Regions from separate parts of the Mus musculus genome. Here all the other regions are linked to region 3. A link is a loop called in an ENCODE intact Hi-C map of the cell type or tissue named here. Cell type or tissue: heart. All regions are shown on one strand. Links, peaks and the distances in the headings refer to the core of each region. The heading gives the core; the rest is flanking DNA.

Evidence for each region. Peaks named below come from ENCODE experiments on the same cell type or tissue, not always from the same donor. Only the 100,000 strongest peaks of a DNase experiment are listed, where the experiment ranks them.
Region 1: it touches region 3 in a loop (2.5-fold over the local background); 3 of 42 quality-filtered maps call a loop at or near these places.
Region 2: it touches region 3 in a loop (6-fold over the local background); 23 of 42 quality-filtered maps call a loop at or near these places.
Region 4: it touches region 3 in a loop (3-fold over the local background); 7 of 42 quality-filtered maps call a loop at or near these places.

The regions. Positions count from the first base shown.
Region 1 is chr8:91,962,787-91,970,544 of GRCm38, forward strand. No RefSeq gene overlaps it. Among named protein-coding and RNA genes, the nearest start is that of Gm36670, 25 kb to the right of the region's middle. RefSeq lists an enhancer at 3,545-5,517. In heart, for the core only: CTCF peaks have their summits at 4,192 and 4,396; DNase peaks (open chromatin) are centred at 4,335 and 4,815; H3K4me3 peaks cover 1,246 bases; H3K27ac peaks cover 2,882 bases; H3K27me3 peaks cover 2,489 bases.
Region 2 is chr8:91,793,466-91,801,223 of GRCm38, forward strand. It overlaps Irx3 (Iroquois related homeobox 3), which reads right to left. Exons shown (of 4, transcript NM_008393.3): 1 at 7,500-7,758; 2 at 6,208-7,333; 3 at 5,946-6,012; 4 at 5,046-5,511. The coding sequence ends at 5,457. Gm39222 (a long non-coding RNA gene) reads right to left here and starts at 4,278. Exons shown (of 3, transcript XR_879088.2): 1 at 3,578-4,278; 2 at 3,425-3,486; 3 at 2,109-2,229. It overlaps Gm36380 (a long non-coding RNA gene), which reads right to left and starts at 325. Exons shown (of 5, transcript XR_387907.2): 1 at 1-325. In heart, for the core only: CTCF peaks have their summits at 4,239 (motif pointing right) and 4,442; a DNase peak (open chromatin) is centred at 4,436; H3K4me3 peaks cover 2,177 bases; H3K27ac peaks cover 1,932 bases; H3K27me3 peaks cover 3,554 bases.
Region 3 is chr8:91,528,200-91,535,957 of GRCm38, forward strand. All of the region lies in intron 8 of Fto (fat mass and obesity associated), which reads left to right. Among named protein-coding and RNA genes, the nearest start is that of 4831440D22Rik, 64 kb to the left of the region's middle. In heart, for the core only: a CTCF peak has its summit at 3,960 (motif pointing right); no DNase peak of the experiment used is centred there; H3K27ac peaks cover 669 bases.
Region 4 is chr8:91,374,694-91,382,451 of GRCm38, forward strand. All of the region lies in intron 1 of Fto (fat mass and obesity associated), which reads left to right. Among named protein-coding and RNA genes, the nearest start is that of Fto, 65 kb to the left of the region's middle. In heart, for the core only: CTCF peaks have their summits at 4,258 (motif pointing right) and 5,851; DNase peaks (open chromatin) are centred at 2,208 and 4,278; H3K4me3 peaks cover 904 bases; H3K27ac peaks cover 2,486 bases.

The DNA.
Region 1 (7,758 bases), core at 1,745-6,744, 430 kb after region 3:
TTGCTACCACCACCTCCATCATCACAACTGCTGCCATTACCCTTACGATTGTATTGCTACTACAGTCACTACCACTGCCGTCACCAGCACTGCTATCAGCACCATTGGTGCAGCTACCATCATGACTGTATCACCACCACCACCACCATTATTACCATTACCACCACCACCACCACCGATATCACTACCTTGTCCACCATTGACACCACTATCTTTGCTATTACTGGTATCACAACCATAAATACCATTATCATCATCAACATTACTACCACAACTATTACCATAATGACAGCCATTGTCACCACCACCACCATTCCTGCCTCTGCCACCATTACCAGCATCAGCATTTCTACCAGTAGCAACATTATCATCATCACCAGTACCATCACTACCGTCACCATCACCACCAGCACTACGACAAGATTCTATTAGCGCCACCATCTCTGCATTAGCAAGAGCATCACCACCACCCCAGCAATATTACTACTGCATCTCAGTTGCCACTGCTGTCTCCAAAACTGTCATTGTAACCAACCAATACTAATACTCCAATCAACACAAATGTCATTAGCCACCGCCATTTCTATGACTGCAACCGATGCCATTTCATTTCATTATCATGATAATGTCCTCTCCATGCCCAACCTCCCCAGCCTGAGAGCATCATTTTCAGCAGCACTGAAATGCTGCTGCTGCTAGGAAGAAGTCACTTAGAGTCAACAGCCATTTTGGTGTGTGTATTCCTGCTCTGCCCCTTCTGCATTGGCATCAGCATCTGGCCCAGAGGGCTGTGATGAGGGTTAAGTTGATAAAATCCAGAGAGCAGCAGCACACAGCAAGTGTATGGCCTGTGGGAGAAAGTGAGCTGTCCTTGGCAGAGCATGAACTCTTCTCATGGATGGTCCTGATGCTGTTTTCTTTCCTTTTCTTTCCCCTGACTCCTCCACGCCCTCCTTTGACAGGGTTTCCCTGTGTGGCCCAGAATGTTCTTGGGTGTCTCCCCCTAAACCTCTGAACGCTGGGATTCTAAGCATGTGGCTTCACTTCCATTGTTCTGCTGTCTTTTCTTACTCTAGAGAGATTTGGGATTTGGACCAGCCTTCCTCCCTTCCCTTCTTCTCTCTATGCCTATGTCTTTGGTTCCATGGCCAAATGATTTGTAAAAAAAAAAAAAAAAAAAAAAAAAAAAAACCTTTGTTCATTAAAAATACTAATATTTCAGTTGGGTGGTGACTTGGAAGGCCAGACCTAGGTGCACACTCCCATGTCCCTATCATAGAGCTACATACCTGCTCAGAGTTCAACACATGTGTCCTGGTCCGATACATTTGTACAAACACATACTCAGACATGACCAGTCATGCATTCTAACGTGGGGTGGCAGTGGGTGGTTTTGCTCTTTGAGGTCATCAGAACACTTTCTGACCCCTTGTAAAAGCAGCTGGACTGGGGAGGATCCCAAGGAAGCAAAGGAAGGAAATGCCAGGCCTTGGTCTTTTCTGAGGAGGAAGGCAGAGGAGGCCGATTCTTCTACTGACTAAGGGAGGGTTATCCTGAAATTTCTGAAATTTCCCCTGTGGACTCTCACAGAGTCCCTGATCTTCCCACTGCTGAACTATTTCTCTTGCGTTTGCCAGCACTTCCGATGGCGATGGCAAGGACATGGAGTATATCCCAAGACCGAAGAGAGAACAGCTCCCCTCCCTCCCCCACCCAAACTGTCCCTGTCGATTGGTTGCAGCAGCTTCTTCCCCACTGACCCCTGAAACCTGCAGCAAAGCACACTATTCTTCCTCAAACGCTCAGGGCTGGGCTGTGGGAGAGAAAGTGTGCCTGCTGGTCAGGAGGCACCTTCTGTATAGCGAATCTGTTTTGCCTAAATACGGATTGAGTTGGCTTGGCTTATTGGTACATTTGGTTTTAACCTGCTACATACTAAAAGCTGAGGTAGCCATTGAAGAATGCAGTATCTATCTATCTATCTATCTATCTATCTATCTATCTATCTATCTATCATCCACCCACCCATCCATCCATGCATCCATGCATCTATCCATCTATCCATCCATCCATCCATCCATCCATCCATCCATCCATCCATCCATCCAACCAAAGCTGGATGCTGGGCTCTGTACTGGGATACAAAGATGCACAAAGAGATCCAGCAGGAGAAGAGAAATTCATGAACAGCTCATCCGATCATGACCACCCTCCCTGATACGTGGAAGGCAATCTATAGTGTAGCTATGCAGGTATCAGTGGAAGGAGTGGGGTCCTTTGCAGGGCAGTCCCTGCCCACTTAGTATCTTTTTGCTGACTGAAATAAAAGCTCCCTTTCTCAGTACACCCTTTGCACTTTTGAAACTCATTACAGCCATTCCTTGTTATCTGTGAAAAATGGTTCCAGAACCCGCCCTGGGTCAAAATCTGAAGGTGCTTAGTCAAGTCCCTTCAGTAATTTGGCACAATATCTGTATAACTGCATCTTTTTTTTGGTGCTTTTCATCAGCTCTAAGTTACTGGTTAGCCTCAATGCAGCACTGATGCTGTGGAAATGACAATTGTCTCACATCACTTAGGGAGTAATAGTGAGAAAAATGTCGCTGCTCAGTCCACTACACGTGCACGATGCAAATGCAAACGGTGCTCGATGGAGACTGAGGCATTGGACTGGGGAAGGCAGGCAGCAGGCAGCAGCAGCCTGAGTAAGGCTTGCCGTTCATACAGAGTGCCCAGCATCAGGCAGTGCCAAGATTTGCTCTTTGGAACTTTGTGAAAATGAATTTCTTTTTTCATCCTGGTTGGTTGAGTCTGGAGATGGCAGAGCCTGCAGATCTAAGGGTTCCAGTTGTCGTTTGCCAGAAAACTGTCATCATAAATATAGAAGTCTCTAAAAGCAGTGACGTAAATGTCATTTCTCAGGTGTGATCTTGTGCAGCGGGCAACCTTTACAGTTGTACATACATAGATGAAATCCCCATCTACCTGGGCCCAGAAGCCCGAGCTGCCCTGATTGAGAGCTGGAACAGACATGGCTCCCTCTGGCCTTTTCCTCGCTCTGTGGCCCCATGTAAAATCATTTCGTATGAAGAAAACCATTACCAAACCTCCATCCCAAAGCGTGGTGGTTTGTATATGCTTGGCCCAGGGAGTGGCACTATTAGGAGGTGTGGCCTTGTTGGAGTAGGTGTGTCACTGTGGATGTGTGCTTAAGACCCTCATCCTAGCTGCCTGGAAGCCAGCCTTACACTAGCAGCCTTCAGATGAAGATGTAGAGCTCTTAGCTCTGCCTACACCATGCCTGCCTGGATGCTGCGATGCTCCTACCTTGATAATAATGGACTAAACCTCTGAACCTATAAGCCAACCCTAATTAAATGGTGCCCTTTATAAGACTTGCCTTGGTCATGGTGTCTGTTCACAGCAGTAAAACCCTAAGACATAAAACCTAGGCAGATTAATGTGAAGGTTATACTGTAGATGTGTCACAGTCCTTAATTTTGTAGTTCAGGGAGAGTGAACCCACAGCTAACGTTCAAGGCTTGAGCAGGACTGGAGGAGAGATGTCAGCAAAAGATGACCAAAAAGGTGAGAGGGACAGAGTGGAAATGGAGTCACAGTTCAAATGGTCCACGGACAAGATCAAAGGCAGCTGATTCTTAATCTACTTCCAATGTGTGGCCTCTTGCAGATAATCTGAAAATCACTGGGGCCTTGATTAACCCCCCCTCATACAAAGAACGTCTCTGTGGGGGCCCTGGAAGGTCCTGGTGGGAAGATAGCTGCCAGCAAAGACCATGGTTAGGGCTGTGGTGGCGGCCAGTTAGTTCCCCTTCACTACCCAAAGAACAAGCACAATGAACGTTTAGATGAAAAAGCGTTGTTGGGGCTCATAGTTGTGAGTTTTCAGTGACTGTCTGAGGCATATCATAGCCAGAACTCTCTCTCAGTGAGACAAACTGCCCACCTCATTGGCCAGGAAGCAGCAAACAAAACTAAATACAAAACAAAACAAAACAAAACAAAACAAAACAAAACAAAACAAAACAAAACAAAACTCCACCAAAAACAGGAAAGAGACAAGATGCCAGGGTCTCACAATTCCTTCTCTCTAATGACTAGGCAGCTCTCCAGCAGGCCTCATCTTTTACTGATCCCACCACCTCCTAACATCGCCCCCTAGGGGGTGAAACCGTTAGCACACGGACCTATGGGGCAGACGCTGGAGGATGCGGGGTTGCCCCCAGAAGCCTCCTTTAGCACAACAGCATGACTTGCCCTTTCTCCTGTCTCCACGCCGGCCAGGGAGGGCAGGGGCCTCATTTCCAGGCTCTGGAAGCACAGCACGGCTCTGAAAACACGACCCCTTGGCAGAGTCCGATGGGAAGAGGAACTCCAGCGGAAGCAGATCCATATCTGCTGCCGAGCAGCCTTGTGTCCTCACATGATGGATGGCACTGAAGGAGGAGCTAGAAAACAAATTATTGTGTCTCTTCCCCACCGACAGGTCTTTAGTGGGGCCGACCGGGGAGAGGAGATGCCGCCGATTAGAAAGTGCTTCACAATAGGCGCTCCGCACAGGAAAAGTGTCCCGAGTTTATCTATTGTTAAGTGATATAATTTATCGTCGCTGAGGGTTAAGGAGCAATTCCAGTTCTTTCCTACTTCGGGAACAGAGATTTGTAAGATAATGCCCAAATTTAGACACTGAAGAACTGTCTGCAGAAATGTTCCCCAAAGGCGGGCCGGCTGGTGCACGCTGGAAGCCAAGTCATTCACGGAGCTAATTTGAGGCTCTCCTCAGAAACTATATTTGCTTTCCGAGCGCATGGTGAGTTTTCATCTGGGCTCTGACCAGCTGACAGCTATGCAAGTTTGTAGATACCAGTAATTGCGTATAGATAACCTTGATGGTTGACCTCGTCGGAGCCGGGCCTGGCGGCTTTCCATTGTTTCTGGCTTTGCCAGTTGCTACTCAAGTGCTGCGGGATGAATTTATATATTAAGAACTCGCAGCAGTGGGAATTGCTTATCACTCCTCGTTCCATGCTGTAAGCTTCTATTTACTTGACTTAGTGAGCTGGGAATAAAAGCCGTGCTCCGACCGTTCACTCCGAGTAGCAGAGGGCAATGTGTTGAAAAGCTATCCTAATTTCTAAAAACAAAGGGAAAGGAGGAAAGCACATGTTTGTCTTCTCCAAATCTCAAAGAGAGGCCCCTCATCTCACCCAGCCACTGCTCCTGTCTAAACGGGTTCCCAGCCATCTCTCAGCGTTCCGTTTAGCTCGGAAGCAGGGTTTGAATTCTACTCACCACCAGCTCGAGGCCCTTGTGTTTTAAGAGAAACGCTGCAAGCAGCTCAGAATTTATGTTTAATTCAGAGAGATGCTTTAAAAAGTCTCTGAGAGAGAAAGGTGATGGCGATCCTGCCGTGAGGAGGGTGCGGGGTGTGTGTGTGTGTGTGTGTGTGTGACAGGGCCACATAAAGACTGGAGTCTGCGTTAGCACCAGACACATGAGCTCATCCACAGAATCTTAATGCTGTGAGCATCTCTGCTGTGTGTGGTTCATCCATCTCTATCTGGATCTTTTTGCTTTTTAAATTTTTTTATTATTTATTTATTTATTTATTTATTTTGGATGGATGAAATATCAGCAGTGAACATGGCTGGCACTGAAATTAGGAAGACAAGATGTAGCTACTGGGAACGACCTTTTTCTGGACGCATCACTGGAAAGAGAAGCTGGCCGGTGTTTGCTGGGGCACTCCTTCCATGACCTTTGAACTCTGAGGCAGGTTCAGAGCAGGGCTCTAGAGGTGCTGTCTCTGTCAGACGGTGGCATCAGAGACAGGTGAAGAGGAGCAGGAGGCAGGCCAGGTAAGTCCGGGCAGAGGTGGTAGTCAATGACGCGGGGGACATTCAAAGGGTCTGGCTTCAGCAGCAGGGGGAGTGGTGTTCTGGAGGCCTGGCTGCTGAGCCTCCAAGTGTCACTACTCAGCCGAGGGGATCAGCCTTTGATGCTCTCAACATCAGAGCATCAGAACTCTTCTTCATCCTGGGAAGGGAGGTTCGGGTGAGTCAGCCGGGGCAAATAGCTCAAGGGAAATTTCATTTTCCCTTTGTTGGACCCCCCGCTTTCATCTGCTGGTGATATCTGTCCAACCACCACACAGAGAGAAAAGAAGGCTCCTTGGACCCAGGCGAGTATGGCCAATTTAGGGCCTGAGCTGAAGCAGGTAGCCACTTGGGTGCTGGAGGGCGTCTGTGGAACCCAGGCACAGAGCTAGGGAGGGGCGGCTGCAGTCTCTCATCATTCCTGGGAAACTGGGCTAAGAAGTTTTCAGTCCTGGCTAGTCCAACTGGTCTGGCCTCCCTTTCAACAAGGATAGTTTTGTTTGTGTCTCTGCCTGTAGGCATATCTCCCGTGTAAGGAAGGAAATAGGAACAAAGGTTATGCCAGAAACCGGCAATCAGAACATTTCTATAGCTGCCTCATGAGCCAGAGGCCTAGCGTTCAAATCTAAACTTTGTCCTTCTTAGCTATTTAACCCAGAGCAGTGTGCTTCAGTGTTCCCTCGATTAGTCTCATCTGTAGAATGGACACAGGATTAATACCAGCTTGTGGTATGGGTGTCCATAGCATGCTTGATGGCTCCATGGAATTACTGTGCACACGATGCCCATGATCCTTCTTGGTATTAGAAAAGGTTCCACCAGAGTCAGGCAGAATGGTGTAGCCTATGATCCTGGCACTCAAGAGGACTAAAAACTTGAGCCCAGTCAGAATTATATAAAATGGCCAGATCCGGTCAGAAAGAAGGAAGAGGGAGGTGCGGGGACAGAGAAAGCACTCTATACAGACATCAGCTATCACTGAATATATCCACTTAGCCATTTAATTTTCATTTGAACACAGTCCAAAAAGCCTTAATATTTTAAAAGCAGCTTCATAGAGCGGAAAGAATGTTTATGAAGCAAAACTAAGATGGCAAAGAAGTTGACTACAACTCAGCCAACCTTGCTGCCCATCCCCAAATGACAGGTGAGCACGCTTGAGTCTCCAGTCAGCTGCTCTTTTTATTGTAATAAAGTACTGTCAGAGTCAGTTCTTATGAGATTAAATTCGCTAAGTACGGCAGATCTCAGGAGAAGGGGGAGAAGTGGGCATAGACTGAATCTAGAGGAAAGAGTCTACGTAAACAGTGGGAGAGTGGCCTTAAAAGCCAGGGTTCAAAGTCCTTTGGCCCAAGGGAAAAGTGATGCTCAGAAGAGAAAAAAAAAAGGATCAATAATGTAGAAGGAACTGCTAGACTGGAAGTCCAGCAGGCCACTGCCTGCAACCTCGGGGCTCTGTTAAGCACAGTATGGCCACGAGAGATTGTAGAAATGACCCTGACCTTGAGCTTGAAAGTGGTGTGTTGAGTGCTATCAATGAGACAAGGAGTGCATTCAGAGGTTGGGTGACAGTAGGTGGCCCCAGGAGGCTGGAGGAGCAGTAGGGGAAATGAAATTTCCACAGAAGACTGTGGTCCCCTCCTTTTGGAAACCAGGCATAGCACCAGAGTATCCAGGACCTGTAGCAGGGAGCATCTGATGGGTCTTCATCTCCTGGGGCCAAATGAACATGAAAATCCCTCAGCTACCACCAGACATGATAAACTCATCTGGTCAATAACTCATCAAATACCAAGTACTCGTGAGAAACTAGTCAAGGGCTAGAAATAATTTTTCTCTGGATACAGAATTATCTGCAAGC
Region 2 (7,758 bases), core at 1,590-6,589, 270 kb after region 3:
GGTACAAGAACAAAGGCCCTTGGCTATGCTTTGTAGAGCTTAGATTTCAGGGCTAGAACAGGGTGCTTAGGGGACCAGTCTGCCCCAGTGGGTCATCTGCCTTCCTCTAAGTAAAGGCTACAGACGTGGGCAGAGTCTAGCAGCTAGGCAGAGGCATTTACCTCTCACTCTCCCTGATACGTTTCTCTTTTCATGGCCAGGAGCACTCCACTTAAAAAACAAAACAGAGCATGAAAATTAAATTGATGCTATTTCATATCCACACAATTTAGATGCTACTTAGAAGTTTTTCCCCCCAACACTGTCCCTAGAAGCTTCCACTATGTAAGGATTATTAGGAACAGAGGGGGAGGAGAGAGAGGGAGAGAGAGAGAGAGAGAGAGAGAGAGAGAGAGAGAGAGAGAGAGAGAGGCGGAGAGGCTCTGTTCTGCTCTGTCAGGGAGAAGGAAATAAAGAGAAATCAGGCTGGCTTCAAAGGGCACATTTCCATAATTGCCCTGTAACTTTGGCAAAATAAATCTGAGCGTCTGGGGGCAGCACAGTTGCCAGATGAGTGCACGCTAAAGGCCCTGGAGGGCTGCAGCCCACTTGTTAGCGACCTAGTGTAGTGAGAGAATGCAGGACTGTCACAGGCACAAAAGACATGACATCACAGCCTCCATGGCCAGGCCAGGGCAGGCTCGGCTACAGGCCAGGAGTCAGAGTTGACCCTACCTTTGTCTTTGTCCTGCTCTGTGACGTGAGGCACATACATGGGTTCTCTCTCTCTCTCTCTCTCTCTCTCTCTCTCTCTCTCTCTCTCTCTCTCTCTCTCTCTCTCTCTCTCTTCTCCAATTCCCTGGCTAGGGGCTGGGGCAGGGAGGGGTAACTAAGCACAATAACTAAATGGATTTGTTTTTGTCCTTGGAAGACATCACAGTGGTGGCTGTAATTTCTAGGCCCAAACTACACGTTTTACGCTGTGACCACCTTGTCGCCTTCTCTTGGCATCAGCATCTATAAGGGAAAAGTCCCAGTTTTCTAGCGTTTTAAAGCCACACCCTCCTTGGATGGGCCTCCTCTTTGCCAACTTAGAGGAAAAAGACTTCATGCAATATTGCCCTAAGACCCACTCTTGTTTTATCTGAAGCTCATGTAGTTCATTTCCTGTTGGTTAACTCTCATCCTTATGCCTTCTTCCTAACACCAAAAGCCTTTAAAGGCAAAGGTGGTCCACTTAGCAGTCTGGTTTCCTATTTCCTTCAACAAGCTGTGGCTTCTGGGAGAAGGTAACTGCTGAGAGATGTCACCTCATCTCCATCGTCTCTTAGCTTCATCACTAACTACCGGCCTCTTAGTCACACCCAATACGAAGCAGCCTCCACCACGATTCAGAGGAGCATCTGGAGGCAGTGACACAGGTTTACCTGACTCATTCTTCTTGTGTCCAAAAAAAGACCTTGCTCAGTGATTCTGGTCTCTGTGGCTGAGGGGACAGTTCTATTCCTCTGGTTGTGTTTTCTTTACTCCTCTGAGGACATTGTCAGGTATCCCAGGAGAAACCTTTCTCTACTGCTCCCTACTTTAGAGTTCCTTCCTTCCTTCCTTCCTTCCTTCCTTCCTTCCTTCCTTCCTTCCTTCCTCCTTCCTTCCTTCCTTCCTCCCTCCCTCCCTCCCTCCCTCCCTCCCTCCCTCCCTCCCTCCCTCCCTCCCTCCCTCCCTCCCTCCCTCCCTCCCTTCTTTCTTTCTTTCTTTCTTTCTTTCTTTCTTTCTTTCTTTCTTTCTTTCTTTCTTTCTTTCTTTCTTTCTTTCTTTCTTTCTTTCTTTCTTTCTTTCTTTCTCTCTGTTGTCCAGAGACCTCACCTTCCTTCTGAGGGTCCTGAGGTTGTTCCTGGGAACAATCACACAACAGGTAGACATTTTTAAAATGTGCTTAAGCTACATGGGTGGATCAGATGAGAGTGGCCAATTCAGATCAGGAAAGAATATCTGGTGGTATATGAGGACCCCTTACCCCATAATTATCTTTGGGCTCATTCTTCTTTTTTTTTAGACCCAATCCTAACCATTGATGGATTTGCAAGAAAGTGTGGCTAAGTCTGTCAAATCCACCTTTCCTGGATGCTCAAAGTGAGACCTAAGAAATATGAGACTTGTCTCCACTCAGAGTTACCTTCAAGCACAGGCACAAGTTTTACAGACTTGTAGTTGTCCATTTTTGCTCCACAGGGGCACATGCAACCTAGAATTCTAGGAAGAAGACAATGTTTTTGGAAGAGAGTCAGTCCCAAAGAGAGTCCTGGCAAAACCTCCTAATAAACTCAAACCAGAAGATATCTGACACACAGTTCTTACCCAGGCATCCATCTCTCTGGCTACCTTTCCCCAAGACAGATGGGCCAGGGACAGACGTGCCTTTGGGTCTCCCTGTCCTCCATGTGCCCAGAGAATACTCTCTAGTAGGTGGGATTTGTCCCCTCTTCACTCCTGGCATGAAGCAAGTAAGTGGTGTGTCATGTACTAACCCTTGGTCCTTCCTGTCACCTTGGGGTTGAATTGAATTTCTTGTTGCCTGAAGTCCCCGTACTCCCAGAAGACAATTTAGTTAGAAAATATTAATGTGTCAGTGGACACCTGGAAGGTAATTTTATTCTCCTTGGGCTCTCTGGCCTTGGCAGGCACTGTCCCTTCCCAGTTCTGTGAAGATATTGGGGAAAGCAGTGTCTCCAACCTAGTGGATCCCACACATACTTTGGATGGCTCTGAGTAACCAGCCGGACAGCAAAGGCACTTCCTAGTGTCGAGCTGACATATTTCACCTCTGATTGGAGCAGCAGCAGGGACAAGACGTACACTACTTCTCACCCCCCCCCCACCACGTCTTCTAACTTTCCTTCTCCATTTTAGGAATCAATATTAAGGAATGGAGGGACTTCTTGGGACCCTTTCCTCTTTTGCTGGGAACCTGGGAGATTCTGTTTTGCTTTGGTTGAGTTGGTATACTGAGGTCAACTTGGGAACGGTGGTGTCTGAAGCACACACTGTATGAGATATGCCCAGGGTGGGGCTGGCTCCCCCATGCCTCCTCCTATTGCTGTACTTTCAAGATAGACAGTCTGGGCAGTTCCGGAAGCTTCACTGGAGAGAGACCCTATGTCCACCCATCTCTCTCCCACTGATGAAGTCCCTCTCTCTGGGGACCTCCTCCCAGAAGACTGTGCCTACCAACATCATTTTTCCCCTGGGTAGTTTCCTGTTTTCCTTGGTAAAGCTGGTTTCAGGGTCTCTTGAGCCACCTAAAGGAAAGGTCTCACATTTCTGGACAATGGGAAGGGGAGCGGCAGGTACCCCTGGGAACTGAGGATATTTAGTTTAAGCCTCTGCAAATGGCTGGACACCCCTACTTAAGAATGAGCACGGGCAGACCCCCCTCTCTCATCCTCACCTTGTGAAGCAGGCGGCTGGTGAAAAAGAACCCGAGGAAGTGAATTCTCTGCCCTTGGCTTCCTGGGAAGTAAATGGATAGTCAGTGTGGGTCAGGGCTAAGCCCAGGAGGTAGGAACTAAGATGCCCTTGTACAGATACTCATGGCACTAACCAGAGCCTTGACCCTTGTTCTGTGGTACTGACTTCACATGTATGACCTAAGAAGATGGAGCGTCAATGCTTCAACTGTGAAAGACCTTGAACCCCTGAAACACCTTTGCAAACAGAGAAAGGAAGTGTTTGCTTGAATATCAGTCCGTCCCCGTCCCCCCAACCCCCCGCTGTCACTGTCCTTTTCTTTGCTAGTGGTCTCCATTCTGAGGACTTTCGTTATGTGGGCACCGGTCTTCATACAACAGAGTCCCAGGTCGCCCGTGGCTCTGGCAGCTGTGTCCTCATCTCGTGGACCCGTACACTGCGGCGGCCCTCGCATACAGATCCACAATGTTGACTGTGCTGGATCCAGACTGGAAGCTGATCCAGGTTGTAAGCACTAGCTCTTTCTACCTTCCAACAGTGTGCAAGACCTTGCTCACGAGAGCCCTGCTCTGCAGCTCAGATGCACAGTGCATGGCTATCCCGGAAATTCCAAAGGGCCAGACAGGAGGGCCTCAAAGGCGCCCCCACTTCGAACCCCATCCAAGGCGTCACTACTCTGAATGTGATTCTCCACTTCTTAGAATCAAAGTTGGGCAAGCCAGGCAGGCAGTGTCCAGGCAGGCAAGGGACCAGGAGGGCTGCAGAGGCCGGGAAGGTCTGGCGCCGACCGTCCCCTTCGTCCTGTAGAGGGAGCTCAAGCCCCAGGTTTCCCCACTGTGGCGTCCACCCCCCACCCACCCGCCACCTTCGCCCCTCTCTTAACGGTCCCCCGGCTCACCCGACTTCTGACACGATCCCAGCTCCAAAGGTTCCCGGGCTGTACCCCGAACCCACGCGTGATTTCTAAAAGTACTCATAAGCACCTAGGGACCAAACGCCGCCTGGCTTCGGCCTTGGATTTCCAACACCAGCGCGGTCACACGCCACCAAGCGGGAAACGTGAACACCCCGGCTTCTCACGCAGATCCCCCACGCCCTTTGCACCTATAAGGAGCCGTTGGAGAGGGAACCACGGCGAGAAAGGCCTAGGCATTGAGCGTTTAAAGACAGCCCCTATACTCCAGGCTGAGAAACTTCAGTTGAGCGCAGTCAGAAGGGAGCAGGGAGGGCGAGTCTCCCAGCCCACGCCCTGAACTCCTGGAAGCTTCCCTAAGTCTTTCTGCTAAGTCATCAGAGGAGGCCCCAAGGCTCCATGGTTACTCCTGTGGACCCGTGGGCAGAGCCTAGTTTTCCAGCTCCTAGTAAGGAACCAACATCATTTTCTCCTTGGTCTTTGCCCTTTTTTCTCGGTCGCCCAGCGACTCTCATCACCCCTTCTTGGAGAGGCTTCTAAGCCTGGCTACCTAAGCCCGAACGACTTCTGCCATTGCTGTCCTCAGACCCAGCTCATCTTTTCCTGTAGATTCTTTAAACAACGGCCGGGGGTGGGGGGGAAGAAACACCAAAAACACCAAAGAACCATGCAGCAAACCGGTCCATGTGGCAGACCTGCCGGTTATAGTCAAAAGTGGCAACAGCTCATTTATTTAGCCAAAAAATAGATACTTTCTTGTACAATTTGGTTCACACGTATGTACATTTTCCCGTATATACAAAAAGAGTCAGACAGGCTTGTTCTCTCCGTAACCCCACTCCCCCCCCCCCCGAAATCAACACAACGAAGGAACCTCACAATCTAAATGTGGGGTGACTTGGGGGAGGGCCAAGGTGGGGGGACTGGCTTTCTTTCTTTCTTTTGTCCTTTCCTGTTGTTGTTGTTGTTGTTGTTGTTGTTTAGTGTTTCTTTTAAGGTAATCATACACAGACATGCTTGCAACTCGTCACTATACAGAGCGATTTTGTTTTGTTTTGTTTTTTACAATTAGTACAACGATTTAAAAATGGTTGAAAAGTTAAGACGAGGAGAGAGCTGATAAGACCAGAGCAGCGTCCAGATGGTTCTGTGGCCTGGAAGAGAACGGAAGCAGAGACAGTGAGCTTTAGAGTTGGGGAGACTGCTTAGATAGGGGATCCCCTATAAAGCCGGTGTTTAGCTGTGGGAGTATTAACTAAAAGCTGAGCTAAAGAGATCAGAAGTCAAGACCGGGCTTGGAAGGAAGTGGACATTACGCAGAGGCCTTCTGCGCCACAGGCCTCTTGTAAGGGCCAGACTTCCCCTAGCTCTGTACCACAGGCCTGAGGTGCTCCAGCCGAGAATGGAACCGTGTCTATGGGTCCACAAGAAGTGACAGAAGAGTGGATTTTTTGGGTCCTTTAGCAATAGTTTGCCAGCTACTTTGCTACCTTCCCAGGGGGCAAAGGGCTCCCGCCACTGGCTCTGTGTTTTTCTTATTCCTCCCGAAGGGTCTCCCACTATGCTTCCCAAATTCGGAGTCTCTTACCGCCTTGGCACCGGCTGGAAAGCTGTCTTGAGTAACTTTTTCTCCACTTCCAAGGCACTACAGCGATCTGTAGGAAACAGAGGGAAGAAAAAGGAGGCCTTTAAAACACAGGCTCCAGGCCTCCAGGGCAGCTGCACCCGCCTGCGAGCAAAGAGGAAAACACCGGCGTCCCACACACCCCCAAAGCCCCGTTCTTTCCCTTTAGTCTAGGCGAGAGCCCCACCAACACCCTCCCACTGTGCCCCTACATTTTTCTTGTCACCTGTTCCACTCTCCGGCTCGGCAGGCCGAGCATAGGCGGCTGCGGCCGCAGCGGGATGACCTGCGGCTCCGGGAAGTCCCAGCAGGTGCTGTGGGGCCGAGCCCAGCATGGACAGCGGGTGCGGCCGCGGACCGGCCGGCGGCCCTGGGAAAGGCCTGTTGGTCCAAGCGGGGAATTTGCCAAGCGGCGCCGACACGAGTCTGTGTGCCGCTGCAGCCGCTGCAGCGGCCGCGGGCGAGAGCTGCAGCGTCGGGGGCGCAACGGCTGCGCCGGGAGGCGAACCTCCGGCTCCGGGAGGCGAGCGGCGTGGGTTGTCCGGGCTGGTGGCCGTCTCGGCCAGTGACCAGATCTTGGGCTTCTGGAGGGCGGAGGAGGGCGCCGGGGCCGGAGCGCAGGGATCCAGGCTGGAGGGTGGAGAAGGTGGAGATGCAGGAGCCCTGGCCACGGGCGGTGGCGGTGGGGCCAGGCTCAGGACCGACAGTGGTCGGTCCTCCAAGCCTTCGGAGCTGTCGTCCGAGTCGCTAGTTTTGCAGTCCGAAATGGGTCCCAGGCCGAAGTCGCCGTTCCTGTGCGCCGCCCCAGCCAGGGTCAGCTCCGACCCGGCTGCCGCGCTGTCTAAGTTTTCCAAATCGATCTCCTCATCCTCGTCGTCGTCGGCCAGCCCCTCGCCCCCCGTGTCCTCCTCCTCTCCTGCGAGCTCCTCCTCCTCCATCTCCAGCTCGCGTTTGCTCTCTTCCTCGTCTTCCTCTTCGTCCTCCTCCTCCCGCTCGCTCCCATAAGCATTGCCCTCCTCGTCCGTGCGACTACGGGGAGCCCACGTCATCTTGTTCTCCTTCTTGAGGCGCCGGCGCGCGTTGGCGAACCAGGTGGACACCTGGGTGAGGGTCATCTTGGTGATGATGGCCAACATGATCTTCTCGCCCTTGGTGGGGTACGGGTTCTTGCGGTGCTCGTTGAGCCAGGCCTTGAGCGTGCTCGTGCTTTCCCGGGTGGCGTTCTTGGGACGGGACGGGTCCCCGAACTGGTACTGGCCATAGGGGTAGAAGGCGGGGTGCGGGTGCGGGAACGCGGCGGCCGTGGCCGGATGCTGGACGCCAGGGCTGTCCTTCAGCTCATACTGAGCGCCCTGTACGCACATGGAAAAGGAAGGGGACACGCGCGCAGGGAGCGCGAGTGAGCTCCTGCCGTCCCCACCTTTATCCTCCCGCCGGGACCCCAGCTTTCTTCTGCACGCTCACCTTGCCCCACACCCCAACTCCAACCCCTCTCTCCCGGGTTTCTCTGGCTCTTACCAGCTGTGGGAAGATGGGCAGCTCCGTGGCGTAGGGCAGGAAGGCGCCGTAACCCTGAGCGGCGGCGGCGGCAGCTGCGGCAGCGGCGTAGGGTGCCCCGTACACTGATGAAAGCACATTGGATAGGGACCCAGAGGCGGCCAACTCGGAGGCTCCGGCGCCGGGACCGCTCCGGCCCCCAGCGCTACTGCCGCCTCCACCGCCGCCCGCAGCTCCCGGGCGTTCGGGTGGGTAGAGAGGGCGGATGTACTGGTATCCG
Region 3 (7,758 bases), core at 1,488-6,487:
ATGCTCTCGTCCTTGAGCATTCCTAACTCCCTGCCTTGGGTGGAAGAGAAGTGGACCTTGGTGAGAAGATGGTGCATCAGGGAGGTTGGATCAGGCTCAAAGGCCTCTCAGAGGTTGTGTCTCTGAATGAGGTTTGAATGCAGTCCATTAGGGCCAGACTGAGATTCACGTGGCTTCGGGTCTGTTTCAGCAGCTCTGGGCAGCTACCTTGCCCTAGTTTCGTGCTGGAACCCTGAGCCTCGGTGACATCCCATTTGGATCACAACTCATTTCCATTTTTGCTAACAGTACGTGTAGTCACTAGCCCTGGGGTGCCCTGAGCTGCCGAGACAGTCACCTGCTAAGATAAACTGTGACCGTGTTATCTGACCATGTCTGATGATGTCCTTCATGCTCCAGAGAGTGGCTGATTCTTCGGACAGTTGGGCACTAGGAGTTTTAGCATGAGTTGTAAGTCACTATCCTTTGCCAGAGATGACTCTGTGTGTCCTGTCAGGATGGGACGAGAATACACCAGAGAGGCTTGAGAAGCTGGGAGGCACTGGCCTACGTTCACCATTGGTTGGTGATGGTGGTGGTGATGGTGCTGTGGTGGTGGTGGTGGTGGTCTCATTCTTGGTTTTGTTTTTTCTTTAGTATATCTGTACTTCTCTTTAGGAATTGCTGCCTCTGCTATCTGCCACCCTTAGGAAAGGAGCGACGTCCTTTGTGTCTCTGAACCAGATTACTCCATAAAACCTGATAACTCCATAAAACCTCCTCATAAATGTGTAGGGATTAGAGCGTTATATAAAAATAGAGCAAGGACTGACTGAATAAAGAACTATGTTAACTTCTGTCCAGGATGCAGCAGCTGATCTTCAGGTGGGCAGTGGTGTTTTTATTCCTGCCATTGTTACTATCATTTGAACAGCTTTATGGGGACAGAAGCCAGTTGGCTTCTGCACATCTTACTTATAAAATCAACACGTGGGCCAGTGAGTTGGAGCTCTGCCAGGCTACTGATTGTAATGAGCTGTTGGCTGGTCTTCTAGACAATACTTCTTAACTTTTTTGAGAAAATAGTTATTCACTCATTTACTTATTCAGCAAATATTTCCTGGGGGGGGCTGCTGTTTTCCAAGCCCTGCTCCAGGCTTTGGAAACACATCAGGGACCATAACTGAAGAGCAGCCTCCTTACAGAGGTTCTCTTCTCATGGGGGGCAGAGGAGGGTGGCAGGTACTGTTTCCCCCAGGCAACTGCATAGTGTGCCTGTAAAATGCACAGAGCCAGGTAAACAAAGCTCAACACATCTGAACCAATGCCATTCCATTCAGGTTAAAGATAGCAAATTGTCCTGCCTGAGCTTCCCCATACATGGTCACTTGTGATAGATGACTCTTGCCTTTGTCATTGTAAAGCCCCTCCAGAGAACACCAGGTGTCCCCAGGAACACTAGCCTAGGGATTCCACACTCATTGTCCCTTAGCTACTCCCTGGCTCCAACTCAATTTACCAGACATTTGCTGCTTTTAAAACCTGCACTTTAAGAAAGGTGTTGTACTGGGAAATCCGCCTTAAGAGAGCACTTGTAAATCCACACCTGTGTCATAGGTGTTGGGGATTATGGGTGACAGTGTGCTGTCCTTTATCAATGGTTGTTATTGTTGCTGTGACTGGTGTGAGTCACTTGTCAGTTGTGTAAATATTGACTGAGTTCCTAGCTGGTACTATCCTAGACCCTGGGGCAACAGTGATGAGTAACCCTTGATTAGAAATGGGTTATGTAACACAGAACAACCAATACTCAGAAAGAGATTGAGTCACGATTTCATGGAGATCCAGGTCCCAGGGAGAAAAGACGGGGATCCTGCTTAGGTGCTCTCGAGTGACTCACAGTTAAGTCGTCCTCTGAGGATTGCCCTTCCTCTGCCACACTGTGCTGGCTGCTCGTGGGCAAATAAACTGGGTGTCCTTGAGAACAAGTAAGAAGGAAAGAAAATCATGTATGGTGTAGGTCCTTGAATAGAATCTTGCAAGAGATTCCTCATTCTCAATTTTGAATGTGGGGCAAAGTAGGTTTTTTTTCTAGAGCAAATTGTATGATTATGTCATAGTGGTTGTCTGTGTAGACTCTGAGGTTTGACTCTTGGCTCCACTTCCATAACTCTAGGGAAGGTACAACTGAAAATCATAAGTAGACAAGTTACTTAACTCCCTGTGAACCTCACTTCTCCCCCTTTGTAATCTGCCTAGGGATAATGGTGGAACCTGTTTCATAGGGTTGATTTAAGTAATTATAAAACACCTAGGACAAGTACCTGACACACACGGAGTATTCTGTAAAATCATCCTTATCATAGGTCAGGTGGTAGTTTGAATGCGAGCAGCCCTCACAGGCTCATGTGTTTGAATGTCTCCTTCCCAGTTGGTGGATTGTTCAGGAAGGATTAGGGGGTGTGGCTTCTAGGGGGCGTGGCCTTGTTAGAGAAGGTGTGGTAGATCAGGACGTTTCAAAAGCCCATGCCAGGCTCAGTCTCTATGCCTTCTTCTGAAGGATCAAACGTCAGCTCTGAGTTACTGCACCAGCACTGTGTCTGCCTGCCTGTTGCTATGCTTCCCGCCGTGTTGATCATGGAGTCACCCTCTGAAACCATAAACAAGTCTCCAGTTAAATGCTCTCTCTTATTAATTAATTTCCTTGGCCAAGTTGTCTTCTCACAGCAATAGAACAGTGCCCGGACGGACCAAAAGAACAAAGTCAAGAATGCACTCTTTCACACTGCCCTCTCCTTTGGCAGAGTGTCCAAATGTGAAGCCCCACACTGATAATGGAGGCCCGTTAGTGCTGAGTGAGGTGTAGAGAGGAAACAACCTGCGCTAGTCCTTCTCTGGGCTTGGGCTAAGTATTCGCACCTAGAAATGACAGATGTAGGTCTGGGCTCCAGGCTCTCTGAGCAACTGGGTGTAAAAATCTAGGCAGTTCACAGACACTTTGGATCAATTCAACTTTACCTAAAATACAGCGTCTTGAGCCACGTGACCCTCCAGGCAGGTGACATCTTCCAGCCTGGATAAAAGATCCCGGAGAGCGGCAATCATAGACATGGCTTTCTCCCTCCTTTCCCTTAAAACTTGGAGTGGAGCCACCGGTAGTGATAGTGAACTAGAACCAGCTGACAACAACTGGAAGTGCTCAGTGCTCTCTGTGATGAGACTGCAGCTCAGGATACAGAGCACGTCGCCCAGGCTGACTGCTAGTCAGTAGTAGAGATGAAACTTAAGTTAGCATGCCTGGCTCCGCTGCTAGGAGCACAGTGGGACAGTGGCAAAGCTCTGTCAGCTACTCACATGGCTCAGTGTGTTGACTTCGGTCTCACCGTACAGGACGTCCAGTGCTTCCAGGTCTTTCCCGGTGTGGGGATAAGCAATTGTGTGTGTAAATACCTATTTCCTCTGCCACCTGAGCACACCTCGCCGTGTGTGCCGCTCTGAGTGCATCTCTCGGCGAGGCAGTCATCTGCAGCCCGTGCCGTATGAATCTCGCCACCATTAGTCTTCTAACGGGAAGTCTCCACCTTTTATAGCTGTGTTGTTTCTTTTGTATTGATTGCAATCTTTTTAGGAGGCAGGAGAGTGGGGAGGAAGATGAGAGAACATCAAAGTTGAGCCTCCAAGACTCTGTACAGCCTCCAGGTCAAGTAATTTTGGGGCCGTGTTAATCAAGGCCGAGTGGAGCAGGCGCCCTGAGGTGAAAGGGTAGCGATTTATCTGCTCTATCACAGGTTCCTCGTCAGCGGAACAGTATGTTTATATCTGGGAAACAATTTACTACACGTGAAGAATAGTCATTTTATTCTATCTCAGGGGTGTCCCCAGTGTATTTTACAAATTTACTCTGTAATGAATATTCCAGGTTATAGATAAAGTTGAGCTGGCTTCTGGTTCAGAAGGTGCCAGGTTGGCGGAGTGCAGCACAGACGGCCTGCAGGGGGCACTGTTGCGTCATTTATCAGAACTCTCCAGTATCTTGTCCTAGGACAAAAACAAACCAAACCAGAGAAGGAAAATAGGCCAGTCACCTTAAAATTGCTCATTAAAATTATTTGACTGGTCCCAGTGTTAGGCATGAGTGTCGATCGGGCAGTTCAGGATTCAGGCACAGACAGAAACAGCTTGCCATGTCAGGAAAAACCGCAGTGATTGGCATGACTTCTGATTAGCCTCCTCTGTTGTCACCCCTGGACTTTGTAATTTAATAAACATCCACGTTTCACTGATCACCTTTGTTGGCTCCTGAGATGTCCACACTGTAGAAAAGACTTCCTTCTGTGGTGTTCTGAGTGTCTAGCTTGAGTCCTGGAAGAACCTTTTTAGAAATCTTGATTCTCTATTTTTTGTGTATCCTTCACTGCCAAAGATGATTGCTTGTTTGTTTGTTTGTTTGTTTGTTTAATGAAGTCATTTTTTTCATGGAAGGCTCCCCTGTGGGACCTGGCCTGAGCTGTCAGTATACCACCCAGCTCCTTGACAGTTCCAGGATTGCTGCCCATCCCCTTCCGCTCTGTGGCTCCACCCACTTGCCCCAGGGTTGAGCTTCAAACCCCCTACCTCCCTGCTCAGCTCTGGCTTCTTCTGTCCCTGGCCATGAGGCCTGCTAGGTGACTGTGATGAAGCCTCAGAAAAGCCCGGGTTGTGCTGAGTGTGTGTCTGTGTGCGTGTGCGCATGTGCACTTGTGTGCGTGCGTGTGTGCATGTGCTCTCACACTCGTGCTCAGCAGCAGCAGCAGCAGCAGCAGCAGCAGTCACACTGCCAGCCTCCTCTGCGCCCTGCTTCACCATCAATTACGCCATGTGTTTCGTCCAGTTGGCGTTCCCCTCCCAGTGTTAATTATAACCTACAAGACTGTTAGAGTTAATTTTATGGCAAGCATATTGTCTCTTCAAGGCTTCAGAGCAGCTCATAAATTATCTTGAAGGTAAAATGTAACTTGGGGAACCAGTTATGAAAATTCCATCCATCTCGCTTAGAACTGCAGCTGCTACTGTCAGCTGCCTCGCTGCTGCATTGTGAAGGAATTACGGTGGGTCAAGTTTAAGAGGGTAGGCCCGGGCTGTCGTGGAGGAGAAAGGCTGTCCTGGCCCTGTCAGACAAGTGCCTTCTGCCAATCCCCGGTGGTTTCACTTTGGAGGCAGGCAGAGGCAGGTAGCGCAGGTGGACAGTCCCCAAGCTGTCTGTATTCATTATTTTACAGAAACTTGCAGGTAGGCAGGACCAGAGACCTTTCCTCCTCTCTGTTGTCATGATGTTAGGCATCCCCGCAGAGTGTGAGGGAAATAACTTTCTACCTCACCTGGGCTTGCTCCAATCCCCGGGGCCAGCCCCTCCACCAACCCCTCCCTGGCCTCCCACACAGTGATTTCTATCTCACAGAAGCCCCAGGCTTGAGTGAGCATTTTATTTGTGGTTGTTATTTTTCATATAATCTGATAAAAGTGAGATTTCACTGTGAACGTACTCTAAAATTGCCTCCTAAGTAAATTAGCATGTTATCTTGTTGGGATAATAGGCCCACCCCTCTTCTGTTTCCTCACACCGAGTTGAAGCTTTACATTTCAGCCCTCGGGGCTTTAGCATTATTATTTTTAATGACTGAACACAAGTCTTTCATTTAGCTTGTTTGTATAGTCACTGTAAATGATCTTTCTGCTGCTGGCTCTCCATTTGCCATTCTGCATGTTATGCCAGCTTTAAAAGCTTTGAGGGGGCCTCTGAGAGTTGGGAGCTGTGTTAAGCACAGCGTCTTCTAACAGCACTGGAAACGGGCTGTGGCAGAATAGGCAGGGTGTGAGGAAGGTGTGCCTGTGCGTAGAAAGCCAAGTGTGGATTTGAGTGGTGTGCACGGCACATACACTGTTGTAGATGGCAGGTGAGAGCCCTCGGCAGTGTAAAGGAACAGCCGCTCGCCAGGCTGCTGCTGTCTTGTCCCTGCGTGTTTGTGGGCATTTTGACTTGCATCCATGCATCTCCTAGCTTCTGTAGCCGTGGCACCTAAGACTGCAGTGCCTAGGTTCCAGAAGTAAGCTAAGAAGACCTGGCAGGACACTCTCAGAGGTGAAATGCTGTCCAGCAAGGCCCTAGGCTTTATGGAGGAGGCGCTCGCTTGAGCTCTTGCTAACCAGGTGTGAGAGTTGGATATTTGCTAATTCACTAGCAAAGCCAATCGTTCTGTCTGTGGGGCCTGCCAATGACAGAGCTGGAGAAAGCCATGGGGACTGGGAGGGGGTGGTGGAGGGGGAAACATCACACTATATTTGAAGGGGGTCCTGTTTAGCCCTGCAAGGAAGACAGGATTCGCACTCCCAGGACTTCCCCCCAGTTTCAAGAGAAAACACACAGACACACACACACACACACACACACAGACACACAGACAAAACACATATTCTGTTGGATTGAGAACCTGCACAGAGAAGAATGTCACAAGTCCACGGAGACAGTACCCACATGGTGCCATAATCCCTTTAGTCCCTGCCATCTTGTGAGAGTGGAGGAAGCTGTAATCCAAAGCACTGAGATGTCCTCTCTCCGTATCAGAAACCTCCTCGCCCCATCCAGCATCACATAGGTGTGTGATTAGCATAAATAATACTTACAAATACCTGACCTGGTTGTGGCCAGCATGATATTTTAGCGTAATTACTCCAGACTGCTGGGCTCAGAGAGGTGTGGTTTGGGAAATGTTAGACGTGTGTGTTTGCTTATCTGGACAAGAGGAAAAAAAAACAAAACGGTTGCTTTTCTCTACTAAAGATAACATAGTAAGCCCAAACCCTGGCTACCACTAAAGTCAGTTTTTACACATGCATGGTTAAGTTTCACCATAAATATTTCATAAAGGCAATTAGAATGGAGCCAGGTTGGCATCACAACCCCAGCTGTACCAAAGGAACCATTTCATTAAAGTAAGCCAATATTGCAAAAAAAAAAAAAATCACACGATTCTATGGCAAAATGACCATAAGGTCAGAAATCCTGTGGAAGAAATGTCTGTAATCAGTGTTTATAATCTCTGCATATATGTCTAGTGAGTGCAGTGTGTGCAAAGAGAAAAAAGAAAGGAGGAGGAGGAGGAGGAGAATGTTGAGTGAGACTAACTTATAAACTAGTCATTATAACCAAATCTGTTCTTACCCAGCGTCTTGGCAGCTTTTTGGATAAATAATGTCTTTTCCAAAATTGGTGTGATTGCAAAAAGGAAGAGGAAAGTGAAGTAGCAAACTGTGTCTCTCTGGGTGGCTGCGAGCTGGCAGCATCCTAGGAACAGAACGCAGACATGGATAGTTCATCGGCTCTTTGGGTAAATGATAGCGCTGTGTACTTACTGCTGCATTGGAGTGCAGCAGAGATCACATGATAGTCTAACTGTCCTTCCTTCCAACCTCCATCCTTCTGTTCTTCCTCTCTTCTTTTCTGACTTCTTTCGAGTAAAAGTTCATTTAAGCATTGTTTTAAAGTGTCACACAATATATGTATGATGTTCTAGAGGCATGTGCCAGGAAAAAAAAAAAAGAAAAGAAAAGATACATTTTATACAAAACTTAGTCCACAGCCACAGATGGTCCTGTTCAGGTGCAATTTTAATTATGATGTAGAAACCAGCCCCACACAGTAGGAAGTCATCTTAATAAATGGAGCAGAGCTTTTGGCTTCAAGCATCAAAAAGGCTTGTTACTAAGGAGTTGAAGCACCTTGTGTTGTTGGGGAGTCTCAAA
Region 4 (7,758 bases), core at 1,469-6,468, 150 kb before region 3:
AGGCTTTTCTTTTTTTTCTTTTTTCTTTCTTTCTTTCTTTCTTTTTTTTTTTTTTTTTTTGTAGCAGCTTCTTTTGGTGATTGTCTTTTTTAAAAAGGGAAAGTACGTCTTTTTTTTTAAAACACTGCCATTAAGTCCATGGGACTCTTCAATTTTCACTTTCTATCAAGGGGAGTAATTTATTTGTGGTTTTTGTGACATGACGTATTGAACATGGAAGTCAGGCTTCATAACAGTTACAGACCTTGTTCTGAGGATAGCTGGGATAATTCAGTACCAATTGATGTAAATTGTTCATTCTTCTGAGTATAGAAAGAGTCCCCAGAAATTATCTAAAAATAGTAGTTTTATGTTTTTAAAAAAAATAAAGTTTTGCCTGTCTACTGCTGTAAGTTCTTCTGTTTCCTCCCGTGTCTGTGGTTTGTGCTGGGTTGGAGTGGGGAATCTCAGGAATTACTGCAGGCCAAGGGGGCTGACACAGTAAATGCTCAACTGAGCTTTGGTGATGCTCACTGCTGCGCGGTGATGTTGGCGACAGCTGCCTTTATATCATCCCCAGTATCCAGCTCGGGGCCAGGCACACAGGCTGCCCCTGCCTAGACAGAAGCTCAGTGAAGAATGGATGCCGCCAGCCAGCATGCGGGATTCCCTTCCACCCTGTAACACCAGAGCTCATTTCATGTCTTTTCTGAAATGCTCTGGGTATTTGACATTCTTTCGTCCTTCTTTCATATGGTTACCCTCAGAAGGAGCCACATGAATTTGCCTTTTTGCGCACGTGCCCGTGTTCTTTGTTTGGTGCCAGACAGGACACAAGTTTTGAACCTTTCGTAGTTAAAAGCTAATCAACCCAGCGTTCCTAGGCCAGCGCCTAGCACTGCAGCAGTGCTCAGGGCTCTTTTGGAGGGAGGAGGTACGATGGTTATTTCTTAGCCTAGCCAGTTGGTGCCTGGTCGGAGTGATGAATGGTGCAGTGTGGGAAAACTAGCCTCCGCTGGGCTCCTCAGCAGTCATTTAGGGGTGGTTCTAGAGTTGTCTGAAACGGACTACACTCGGGGCTGCTGCTTGTGGTCTCGGGTATCTTGTCCATGTCAAAGCTTGCCTTGTTTCTTTACTTGGAATCTGAAAAATGCTCAGGCTCAGACTCCTTCTCAAGTTGCATTTGGTCTCATCACCCTTGGCTTCCAGGGGCCTGAGACAATGGGACTGTTTATTGTCCTTGTCTTTTTTTACTCTTTTGGAGTTCAACTAATTTAACCCACAATAAAGTTAATCCTCACTTCTTTGGGACAGTCAAGACTAACATATTAGCTGTTTTCAGGACCATTTTCATGAAAGCAAGTGTGTTGTTCCACTGGCTCTCGGGGCTGACATATGCAGTTGATGGCTGTTTAGAAGTCAGGTTTCAGAGCAAACCACAACTGCCCTGGGTTACTGAAGTTCTCTTTAATGTTGGCTGTGAGCATGTGTGTGTCAAACATGAGGGAGTGGGATTACCTTACTATGTGTATGTTAGAGGGAGCAAGGGAGGGAGGGAGCAAAAGAAGGAGGGAAGTGTGTGTGTGTGTGTGTGTATGTGTGTGCACATGAGAGGGAGAGGGAGAGAGAGAGAACATGCTGTTGGAATTGAAGCTTTTACTGTCAATGAAAGCACACTGGTTAAATGCCTAGATGCCAGGGCGGGGGTACGTGGATCTGAGTACTGGCTTTGCTGCTTTCTAATTATGTAACTTAAGGCAAGTTGCTGAATTTCTCTGTTCCTTCCTTTTCCTGTCTTATCAAGTGAACAAAACTATGGTAGCGGCATTGAGGTTGCTCTAAGGCTCCAGTGTGTTGATTTGGATAAACTGTTTAGAACAAAGCTTTGTGCGTAACCAGTCTTTACTCGCCATTTCTAGCAGCAATTAGCAATTGCACAAAATTAGAAGAAGAGGAAACATAGTCGTTAAGCCATGTCAAGCATGGCCATGCGTGTGAAATGCTTTAGGAGCTATGGCTAGTCCTGCGGGTTTGTGTTACGAGTTTAGGGAGGTGTCTGTTGTAACAAAAACTACGTGAAGATTCTGCATGACGTCTTAAATGTAGTTTTGATTTCTTGCTTATGTAGTAGCGAGGGATACTTGGCTTCATGCATTCTGTCAGTAGGAACCTTGGCGGGCTCCACAGAAGGCTGCAGAGGTCACCTCAGGTTATCTCCGCTGAAGCCAGCGGGGAGGGAGAGCAGGCAGGGCCGTGTGTAGGAGCGTTTTTATGGGCCAGCTCTGGCTGTGGCACTCAACACATCTGTTCCCACTCCTCTGGCCAGAGCTGGGCGGGAAGGAGGAGAGCGAGCAGGAGCTGCCGTTCGTCCTCCGCATGTTCCTCAGGAGTCTAGAGATGGAGAAGTGAGAAAAGCCTTGTCTCCAGACTCTGAACTGAAACTGCACAACTGTCCCATTGGGGGTTTGTGAAATGCAGTCTTACAGCAGCTTCCAAAGATGACACTTATTTTATGCACACACACACAAAAAAGTGACTACATTGGATAATAATTTGTAAGTGTTTTCTAATTTCCAAGAGAGGTTGCTCTAGGGCTCCAGAGTGTTGATTTGGAGTTTCTAAGAAAATCATTAAGGGGTTTTCCAGGCCAAATAAGTTTTAAAGTAAAATGTTTTAAAAAACTGCTCACTTTCTTAAATTGTAAAGAAGTGTTAATGGGAAATGTGGGCGAAATTTAATCTGTTTATCCTGCTGGTGAGTGGGCCTTCAAAGGCCTCAGGGTGTGGTTTGCCAACAAAGGCCTTCAGCGGCCCTGCTGGTGGCTCGCGGTCACATTTTGCATTCTGAGCCTTTAGATATTTTGCTCCCTTACATTCCTCTCTTTTATTCCTTTATTTTCTGATAAAATATTTGCTCCGGTGAAACCTAAGAACAGGAATCACACTGCATTTAATAACACAGGGGCTTGGTCTGGTGAATTCCGTGCCAGAGAGGAACAGTGTCTTGTGTGGTTTTGTCTCTGTTTTTCTTTCTCCATTTGTGTACATGTAGGCATGTACGCATGTGTGTTCATGCGTGAGGAGGCCAAGGTTGCTATCACACATTACACGATTACTTCCATGTGTAGAACAGGTAAGCCAATGGAGGTAGGAGATAATGGCTGCCAAGACATAGGAAGAGAAAGGAGGGAAGAGTTAGGCCTGGTGGATGACTGAATGATTCGGTGGCTGTACTGACATGTACGCTTCAGAAGCAGAAACTGTAAGACGTGAGCACTGAAACCAGAAGGTCCATGACTTAGCCTTCTCTCTGCTCTGATCCCTAATGACCCCTTTGGCTTGTCTGTTTATATTCTCCTCCTTTTGTTCATTATCTGCCTAGATTGTGGTCCACGCTCTTCCTGTAGTGGGGCCCATGCTCCCTGTCTCCGCTTCTCTCTACTTCTCTCCTACAACATACCTGCATGCCTGCCTCTGCTTTCTCCTGGGTCTCTCTTCTGTCTGGTCGTAGTAATGCAGAGCAGATCTCTTGTGAAGCTTTAGCAGCAGAAGGGCATTGTCCTGGTGCGGTCTCTATACTGGCCTAGTACTTGTGATGACTACCCTGCATTGATAATGTATACCTACCCAGTGCCACTTTAGGAGTCAGTACTATGGAAACTAGAAAAGCAGTTCTCTGAAGTCACATGATCCTACATTGCTATAACTTTATGGATAACTAAATCTTCCTCATTTAAAAAGCCATTTTCATTATTTCAGATGATCTGCTTTTTCTATTTGTAGGATGGACTGTGAACCATCTGCTCTGTGTTGTCACAACCACACTGTCCTCTGCTAATGTTCCTCCTTCCTTGGAACATTTCATTTTAAGGGGGCTTTTCTGCTAGAAACTTCTTAGAAGAATAAGACATGTATCTGAAAAATGGCTAATTACTTTTGCCTTTAATTTAATTTAGTCTAATTTTGGATTTTGTTTTGAGATATATATACTTAGGAAGGGTGGGATAGAGAAAACAGGAGATAACACATATATGTACTTTAAAACCACACGTTTAGTTTAAGGAACCTTTACAATGTGATTGTTGGCTCATTCATTCATTCTTGTCCAGAAGATTTCATTCAGACTCTCATATATTCTCAACCCGCTTTCTACCACTGAGCTACCTCCAGCCCAGCCCTCCAAGTGTGGTTTCTTTTGGCCTCTTTATCCTAATTCCAAATTGCAGCCAGAGTCCCCGAGTTATCCTGAAGGCTGTACTTTCAAGTAGGAAGGCCACTGGGTGGCACTGCAGCTCTGTGCTCTGTCAGCTGAGCCACAGGCCACTTGGGTTGCTCCAGCTGACTGGCTTTCTGGGTGTCAGGGAAATTATTTTATTGGTAATGGGCACAGTGTAATATATTCCTCTCCACCCTGTGTGGCTATTTAATGCCCTGAAACATGCCCCGCTGTGGCCATGGCCTGTTAACTCTGCTTATTTGGTGTAATAATTAGCAGAATTTCTCACTAACAGGGGTACTTACCAACACCTCACACCTCCGCTGTGTTTTTGTACGTGATGGATTGTACATTCTCAGAAAAAGCTGGGAAGGTCAAAGCTTAACCCGGGTCTAACAGGGCTACCTCCCGCACATTTGCTCAGGATAGGTTTATATTAACTTGCTTCCGAGCGTCTTCACACCGGAGCAGCATGTAATACAAACATGTCCGAGCTTTTATGTAAGGGCTCAGTGAAGGTTTGTAAACACAACACTGTTAATTTTCTACCTTGTAGAGTGATAGAAAAATAAATGAGTAGCCGCCTGCATTGGATGACATTCGGTACTCGGAGGCCTGTGTGTTGGAAGTGTGCAAGTGTAAACAGTGGTGTTTACACACTGGTGGTGTAAACAGTGGTGTTTACAACAGTGGTGCCTGCATAGGCACCACATCTTGGGTTAAAATGGAGAAGAAAAGTTACACATGGAATTTTAATATTTTCCATGGCTGTAAGTTAGGCTCCATTTAATTCTTTCTGGTTTTACAAGTCCTTCTAGGCTCCTACTATTTCTATGCCAACAATTTTATCATTTACAGAGCATGATCAGAATTAACTGACAGAAGACCAAACAGGCTAGAAATAAGTTGAAAGCAAGAAATACTTTAGTTGGGCCATTAGCTTATCCTCCGTGACCATAGGCAGCCTGTATACCGTATCTTTGCTTTGATTCTCTCATTTCCTACAGTTGGCATAACGCCCTCTGCTCTCCTGTGTCTGCTGAAAAATAAATGGGAACTCTTTAAAATACCTCTGCTTGTATTTATTTTCCTAGCCCCAAATAAATGTAAGGTGTGGTTATAATCACCCAGGACGCCTAAGGAGCTTCCGGTGTTGACGCCAAGATGAATTGTAGAGATCTTAAAGGGGCGGTTGTTACAAAAGGTTGTTACAAGTTAAGTTCTCTTGGACTTTGCCACTCATGCTTGGAGGACATACATGTATATTATATGTTATTTGTTTTTTCTAGACAAGAGTTTCTCAGTGTAGCCCTGACTGACTGTAGACTAGGTTGGTTGGCCTCAGACTCACAAAGATCCGCCTGCCTCCGCCTGCCTCCGCCTCCTGAGTGCTGAGATTAAGTACATTTGCTTGGAGCAGGGCTTTCTTTGTGAGTTCTAGCTCACTTTAAACACCTGGCACTTTGACGCTTCTGCCTCTGTTCACATCCATGTCTACCTATGGTGTGTGTATGGGTTTGGTTGCAGGAAGCAGTGACGAGAGGTTGTTTCTGTATAGCATCCTCCTGAGGAGCAGAGAACTGGGCTCAAAGCTAAGCTGTAGTGGCTTCCGAAGCAGTGTTACGGGCTAGCCTGTCAAGGAGTCCCACATCTGCCACATGTGGGCAGGAGAGGATCAGGAAGCCATGGTTAGAATGGTCCGTTTGTAAGGACAGACAGCTATAGGTGAAGCCAGAGACAGCCAGGAAAAAGGAAGGTGCCACCGTGACAACTGATGTTTAAGTGGAATGAGTTTGTGACCTTTCTGGCCTTGTGCTGGAAATCCAGTGTTGGGACAACTACTTTGTCTGCAGAAAAAGCCCAAGGTTCCTGGTGCTGATTTTCTTTCTGAGTCTCGTAGATCAGGCCAGGAGCCTGGTGAGGCCTAACACTTCTCCGGAGCCTTGGCTACAAATTGACTCAAACCAGTTTTTTGTTTCTTTCCCAGCACAGCAAATAGCTAAGCAGGTACTGTTTAAGTATGTGGTCAGTGCTGTTAACTCCCACTACCACTGTGGCACTGTGTTCATTATGGTCCTCTCTGGCTCCTGGAGCTCTAGATGCTACAATTTAGTCTCCACCCCCTGGTTCAGGCCCAGCTCCTGCCTCCCTGGGCTTTCTCAGTCATCTTCCTTATCTGGCCCTCCGACCTCCAGTCTTGGTTCCTTTGAACTGAACCATATTATAAATAGAGTTAAAACACAGGGCAGCAAATTAAACACTCTCTCTCTCTCTCTCTCTCTCTCTCTCTCTCTCTCTCTCTCTCTCTCTCTCTCTCACCAAAATTATGCCTTCACTGTGTTCCTGTCCTTCTCAAAAGCCTTTTGTGGCTGCTTATTACATTCAGGATGGAATCCAGACTACTCAGCCAGACTCTCTGGACCTTCCATAATCAGGGCACAGTCTATCATCCTCGCCTTATCTCCCGCTCTCCCCTGCTGAAGCCGACTGTTAGCCAGAGGTCTAATCACCGACGCTTGATCGGCTGCTTTGATTACTGACTTTTTAGCTCTGCCGCCCTTATTACCTGGCGAGCTGTTTTCTGCTTTCTTCTTCTCATCACCTTGGCACAAGGTTCTTCTCTCCTTTGTTCAGACTTCTTAGAGCACTGTTGACTAAGGCGTTTTTATTTTATTACCCGCATTGTTAGTTTTCTTTTCCCCTGTTTTTCATGTAGGCAGTATAAATATTTGTTATGGATTGATTGATCTGTTGATTCTGCGTGGCTCTGACAGCCACTTGCTGGGGAGAGGGGGATGGTGGAGGGTCAGCGTGGGGCTGAAGCAGAAGCCCGGCTCTGTGACTTTGCCCTTTTGATTTCTAGTGAAAGGACAAATTAACTATTTGCTTTGAGCAAACTAATGCAGTGTTTTGTGGATTTAGGGTTTGAAAAGGACCCTGGGAGGGAAAGCCTGGGAGTTGAGCTCTTAGCCTGTTTGCCAGGCTGGAGGAGCTCCACTCTGCCACAGCCTTGCCGTTTGCTTAAGTGAGGGTTGTGAAATCACAGTGGAATTTGTGGTTGCTTGCCAGCGAGGAGGAGGAGGAAGAGAGGTTCTGAGTAAATTAGACATGCAAATTAGTAGGGCATGGGGCTCTAACAAATTATACAAGAAGTCCCAAGAAGTCCATTTCATCTTCTGTCTACAGAGTGATGCTATGTGTGTGCACATGTGTGCATGTGCTTTGTATGTGTGCCTATGCATATGTGTGTGTGTGTGTGTGTGTGTGTGTGTGTGTATGTGAAGGCAGCTATTAATATATTTTCTTTAGAAGTTCTCAAACCTTTTGTTCTCCCAGCTCTTTTGTAGTAAAGTTTATTTAGAATCCCCAAACCTCTTGTTTCTGTAGAGGCTTGTCTCCAGGCAGTTACTATGTTTGGAAACAAACAGAAGAATCACAAAACAACTTTATTCATTTAATAATAGCAGTGACTGTGACTTTTTTATATAAAAAATAAGTTTTCCAATACAAAACTTTATCAAAAAGATTTACATATTAGCAAATCTTTTTATTGTCTAGCAAAAC